Linked DNA regions of Homo sapiens: region 2 is linked to region 1. Evidence: chromatin contacts called from ENCODE Hi-C or POLR2A ChIA-PET data. All regions are on one chromosome and are shown on one strand. Each heading gives the region's core, a stretch centred on a gene start or an enhancer-like site at or near the end of the contact. The rest is flanking DNA. Distances are from core to core; before and after follow the strand shown.

Region 1 (2,725 bases), core at 154-2,653:
GGAGTGTGGGGCCCTGGAATGCAGGTGAAGGGTTTCACAGAGATGTGCGCGGTCCAGTGTGGCAAGTGCTGCCGCTAAAGGAAGAACTGAGGATTGACCACTGAATAATCATGATTGGAGTAGGTGAAGAGAAAGTGGGAGGAAAAGAATTGGAAAGAGTAAGTATAGACAATCTTGAGGAATTTCACTGTTAAAAGGAACAGAAATGGAGAGGAAGCTGGAAGAGGAAAGAGTCCACAGTAGATTTTTCTTAAAGATGGGAGATAGTTGCGAATGATTCAATAGAGAGAAAGATTTTGATGAAGAGGGTGAAAATTATTGAAGAGTTATGTTCACACAGGTTAGAAAGAATGGGATCTGGTGAAGTGTGGCCATAGGATCATGGGCCATTTATTAATATCATGTTCTGGGAGAGGACTCAGATTATGGACCCGTGTTGATAGCAGGTTAGGTGTGAGGTGGTCAGCACTAGCAGAGGTTTTCTGATTGCATCAGTTTTCTCAGTGAAACAGGAGGTAAGATCATGGGCTGAGAGTGAGGATGGGAAGGAAGCTCTTGAAGGTTGAAGGGGGAATTTATAAAACAGTTGGGCAGAAGAAGGGGAAACAAATGGACCAATATGGGAGCATGTAAGTTTCTGATAGTAACTCAGATGGTATCCTCTCTCTGATTTTTTTTTTTTTTGCCTCATTTATTGTTCCGCCTAATAGCTGAGGTCCAGCATAATACCAGCATGGAGTAGATGCTCAATAAATGTTTAAGTTAATTTCAGAATTGGAATTCTATCTACCTATATCTCATTTATAGCTAACCCTGTGTGGCACTCACTGTAGCTGACCCTATTGCACTTACTATTCTAAGAGCCTTACCTGTTTATTATACTTAACTCATAACAGCTATGTGTATTGCACTAAAAGCCACAAGACAGGACGAGATCACCAAGGGTGTGAGAAGTAGGTATTACCATTCTCCGATTTCAAGTGATGAAGCAGATTTCAAAAAAAGTCCCACTATTTGCAGGAGGTTGCTTAGGGGACAGTGCAGAGATGTGACTCTCAGCCTGTGTGACTCTCAAGCCCAAGCCAGTAATCACTGTCCCAAGTTCATCTTGCCTACTCTCTTCTTCACCATCAGAGAGCTGTGGCCCACATTGTTTGTCACACATTTCAAAGCTGAGCCTGGAACCAAGCCTTCTCACAATTCAGTGCTCTTCCCACCACCATCCCCTGAGATCTGTCATATCTTGGGATCTACCCATAGTCTACCTCCCATTAACACCCATTAGCTACCCATGATAGTAGCTGTAGTGCCCAGTCCATAGAGACAAAGCAACTGTCATGTGATGAGGGGATCTTGCCTGCATTCACACAGCCATCCAGGAGAGGGCAGTCATGTGTGCCTAAGCACGTCTACCCCACCCACAGGCTCTGCAACCGCAGACTCCGAGCTAGATCCAACCTGTTTCCCGGCTTTCGCCCTGAAGCCAGAGCGCCCCTGAACGTTTGTCTAAACCAATGGTTCTCAAGCCCCCCGCGCCCCCCGGTGACTTTTTGCCCCTGATATGGCATTTGGCAATGTGTGGACACATTTTTGGGTTGTCGTGGCTGTGGGAGGGGAGGGAGAGCTTCCTGGCATCTGTGTAGAGAGGCGAGGCTTGTTGCTAACACCCTCCAGTGCGCAGGACAGCCCCAGCCCCAGCCCCAGCCCCAGCGAAGATCTGGTCCACAATGTCGGTGAGAAACCCTGCCCTAAAGGAAAGTCCTAAACAGCCCCAGGAACAAATAGAAGATGGCTTTGATAAGGATGTTCAGAAACAATAGTGATCACTCAAAAATAACTTGCAGGTTCTGCTTCTTTGGGGAGTGCCAAATGCCATTCTTTGGGGGAATGCCAAATAATGTCTAAGCGGATCTTGACTCATCACTTCAGCTGCTCCCACCGCTGACTGTGCCAGGTTGGGAGGTGTGCGTATATGTGCACTTGACAGCACAGGGCAGCTGAGAGGAGAGTCTGGCCCCCATTAGCGTCCAGGTCCTGTAGGACATACTTACCTTTGTCTGTCTGAAGAAATCATCCTTCCTGTTCTGTGGAAATATTCTCCGCCCGCAAACTATTCGTGATATTGTAAACCTAGTTTTGCAAAAGCATAATCTGTCGCTGATACTGCTGGGCCTTGTAGGAGGAGCAGGTACTTCTTCCCTGGCTCAGAGCACTTCTCATATTCCAGAGTGGTTCTCAGAGTCCACTGACCTCATCTACCTAACAGGCATTCTGTTTGGGAGGGGCCACCTCCTCTGGAATTGGGAATGTTTCCTGAAGCATGCCCTGAATCACCCCATCTTAGAAAACCATAGGCATTTATCCATGCCTTACCCAAAACAGAGATTGCCTCCAAGCCAAAGTGAGCCCAGCATTCATAAAACATTAACCTCTCTATAAATCAAGCTGTTCCACTGTTTCTTACAATGTAATTCTTGTTCAGCAGAACATAGAGCTTGGGAATTAAGATCAGCCTTAGTCAGTGGAATCAGTTTTTGATCTACAGCACGGATATCCTCCCCTTTCCTTCACACAGACCCTACTGTGAATATCTAAGGACTCCTGAATGACGAGCCTAAAGTCAATTTATAGCTATGGCAGGAAATATGAAACAATCTCTAAATGTTCTTCAAGCTATAGGTTTCACCAAAGACCAGAGCATGCATCTTCTTCCCAGTAGTAGTTG
Region 2 (2,725 bases), core at 170-2,669, 260 kb after region 1:
TAGCTATGTGAGTGCACAAGGTAGCTATTGCGCAAACCAAAGTTGTCAGGTACTGCACATATTGTGAAGGGACTATGATGGGACACCGTGTGGTTCAAAGAGCACTGGAGCCCTGGTACATCCTGAGAGTCTTGGGGAGAAAAAGGGGAACACGCATTTGGGGGCCTGAAAGATCTTTCTCTCTGCTTGACTGCAGGGCAGGTTTCTGTCCCTCCCTGTTCTGTGGTATAGATTTTGTCTTTTCCACATCAGTCCAGGTCTTCAGAGTCACTATGAATTATTATTACCATTTTAAAGATGAAGAAATTGAGCCTCAGTGAGGTTCAGTTAGCTAAAGGCACACAACTCTAATAAACTGACAGAATTCCAGGTTCTGATTTAAATTCTATTGCCCTCTCTTGAAAATAAACATGGACAGCTTATATGAGCTTTTGTGTATATATTTTCTGGTCTAAATCTGCGGCAGATATGTGTGTCTTTCTGCGCATGTATATAGTAGATCAAATATGTTAGCTCTATTGACATTTCTTAGAAATAAATATCCTGTTATCAATGATAGTGTTTACAAATTATTTATTTAGAACTTACCTCTTTTCAAGAAAAGGCCTTGTGATTGCTCTCTGCGAATTATAATGCATGAGTATACCTCTTTGTTATTTTGTTTTGTTTCAGACAATTATCTCTGGTTGATGCAGATCACTTGGAGGCTTTTGGGGCTGTATATAACAGGTCAGAACATCTATTTAATGTCAAACTTTATCTACTAGGCAACTTGGAATTCTCAGCCAGCACCAAATATTCAAATCCAACTTCCACACCCCGACAACAGAGGGGTTCCGGGTGTAGGTGTAGTGCTGGTGCACCCATGAGGGTGTTTTTCAGGAATTCTGGAGGTGGTGCTGGAGAGAACACGCTTCTTCTACACGCGCCCCCTACCAGTTTGGTATGCACCTGCAGCCCCAAAGAAGAACTGGCGGGACTCGAGTGTGGCCGTGTCAGACGTGGCAAGAAAAACCAGCAGTTGCCTTTTCATCTCTTTTCTGATGATCTAACCATGAAGTCCCCAGTATTTGAGCATTTAAGGCAGAATGTAAATTCATAATTTAAGAAGATTTTTTGTTACGTGGCTAGCCCAGGTACTGACCGCTGCGGGGGCGGGCTCACACAGTTCCCCCGCTGGCAAGTTTTGTGACTTGCTTTGGAAAACCCGGGAATTGCACCCTCTGCCCTTGGCAAGGTGTGAGCTTCCAGGATCTCTCCGCTGCGACTTCGGGTGTTAGGGTTTTTGGGCTCTTTCCGGGACCCAAGTTCCAGGGCAAGAAGGTCTGCTCGGCGGCCCGCCTCGGGGCCCCGCCCACTTTGGCCAGGGTCGGAGCCGCCCGGAGCGGGAGCCGGAGCCCGAGCGGCCGCGGCCCCTTTAAGGAGCAGCTCTGCGGTAACCCGAGCCCGCAGTCCGGGCGGGCGCGACGGCCGCCGCGGTAGCTGGAGCCTCCGCGACTGCACCTCCAAGCGGCCCGGAACCCGCGGCTTCCCTGGCTCCCGTGAGCATCTCACCGGGCGGCACTGGCCAGCGCCAGCCCTCGGGCCGGCCCGGATGAGCAGACTCCTGTAGACACCCGCCGCCCTCTCCCGGCTCGGCGCAGCCGCCGCCCGCGCGCGACTCGCCCCGGGACCCGGCACAGGTGACGCCGTTTGGAGGGGGGGTTGGGGAGGAAGGCGGGCTTGCCTCGCCCCGCGGCTCCCCCGCGCCAGCCGCCAAGCGCAGCCCGCGGAGAGGGGTGCCGCGGCTTCCCGCCCCTGGCCTAGCGCGGCCGAGAGCTCCTGCGCCTGGAGGCTGGGTGGGCGTCCGGCGCGCGGGAGGCGGCCCGGGGCTCCCGGGCGGGCTCCGGCAGGTGTGTGCGGAAGGCTCAGCATCGTCCCCGCCCGGCGGGCCACGGCGTCGCTCCGGGAGCAAATGGTGTCCCGGGGCCCGCGGCCCCCGCGCCGCCCGGGCGCCCCGCATTCCTCTCGCGTTTCTCGGGCTGCACGATTCCGGCTGCCCTGTCTGCCTGGCGGTGCCTCTCGGGTCTGAGCTTAAAGCGGGTGGGTGCAAACCTTTGGGCATCCAGGGAGAGCTTTCTTGTTAGAGCCCACACACAATCGGGCGCATCAAGTGGGTAAGTCCCCCTCCCCCGCCGCCACCTTCTGAAACAAGTAGCTCTTATTTACCCTTGCAGTTCTCAAGTGGGTCCCATTTTTAGCCACTGAGTGCTGAAAAGTCTAGTGGGAAGGGACCAGGCGTAGAGTCGGAGGGAGAAATTGGTTTCTATTTCCATCTTTACCTCTGTAACCCCTAAGTGCCTCGGTTTACCCAGCCATGAAATGGGATTCGTAATGCCAGCAGTTTCCTACCCCTCCAAGACGGCAGAAAAACCTCTGTGAAAACACTTTGAGTCTAAATTCATTTAAGAGTCGCTGTTGCTGGTCTGTATATTTTTAATTGTACACACATTTGAGTGTTAATGTGGTGCACACTTTTATATGAAATTATGAAATTTACTTTAAAGACTGATCTTGGATAATGTTTAATCCAAATACCAGTTTGGAGAAGATGGAAGAGTTTGTGTGGACCCTAGGAATTGATGTGTGAAATAGGAAAAAAGATTTAATAAAATCTTTACGCAGTCATAAATGGAGTTGAGAAAAATTGACCTTGGATTGTGGTGTTTTAAGTGAGTTACTCCCG

The links. A loop is a pair of places that touch in the nucleus more often than their neighbours do. ChIA-PET counts read pairs that join two places held with the same protein, here RNA polymerase II (POLR2A). Pooled maps may share reads with other maps.
Region 2: a loop to region 1 is called in a map of PC-3, with 4 times the contacts of the local background. The contact joins the promoter of TLCD4 here to the enhancer-like site in region 1. A Hi-C loop is called at or near these places in 3 of 168 maps with a recorded cell type or tissue (CD4-positive, alpha-beta memory T cell, PC-3 and naive thymus-derived CD4-positive, alpha-beta T cell), 2 of 37 single-sample maps with no recorded cell type and 12 of 50 pooled maps. POLR2A ChIA-PET finds 5 or more read pairs at or near these places in 1 of 52 experiments (activated naive CD4-positive, alpha-beta T cell).

The regions. Positions count from the first base shown.
Region 1 is chr1:94,853,193-94,855,917 of GRCh38, forward strand. All of the region lies in intron 9 of SLC44A3 (solute carrier family 44 member 3), which reads left to right. Among named protein-coding and RNA genes, the nearest start is that of SLC44A3, 34 kb to the left of the region's middle. Within about 2 kb of position 1,404, at least 27 of the 41 ENCODE cell types and tissues checked have a DNase peak (open chromatin) inside an H3K27ac peak, as active enhancers do; they include PC-3, where a contact is called at or near this core.
Region 2 is chr1:95,115,936-95,118,660 of GRCh38, forward strand. It overlaps TLCD4 (TLC domain containing 4), which reads left to right and starts at 1,420. Exons shown (of 7, transcript NM_152487.3): 1 at 1,420-1,682. TLCD4-RWDD3 (TLCD4-RWDD3 readthrough) reads left to right here and starts at 1,988. Exons shown (of 8, transcript NM_001199691.1): 1 at 1,988-2,156. RefSeq lists a cis regulatory region at 1-172 and silencers at 1,427-1,573, 1,501-1,780, 1,861-1,910.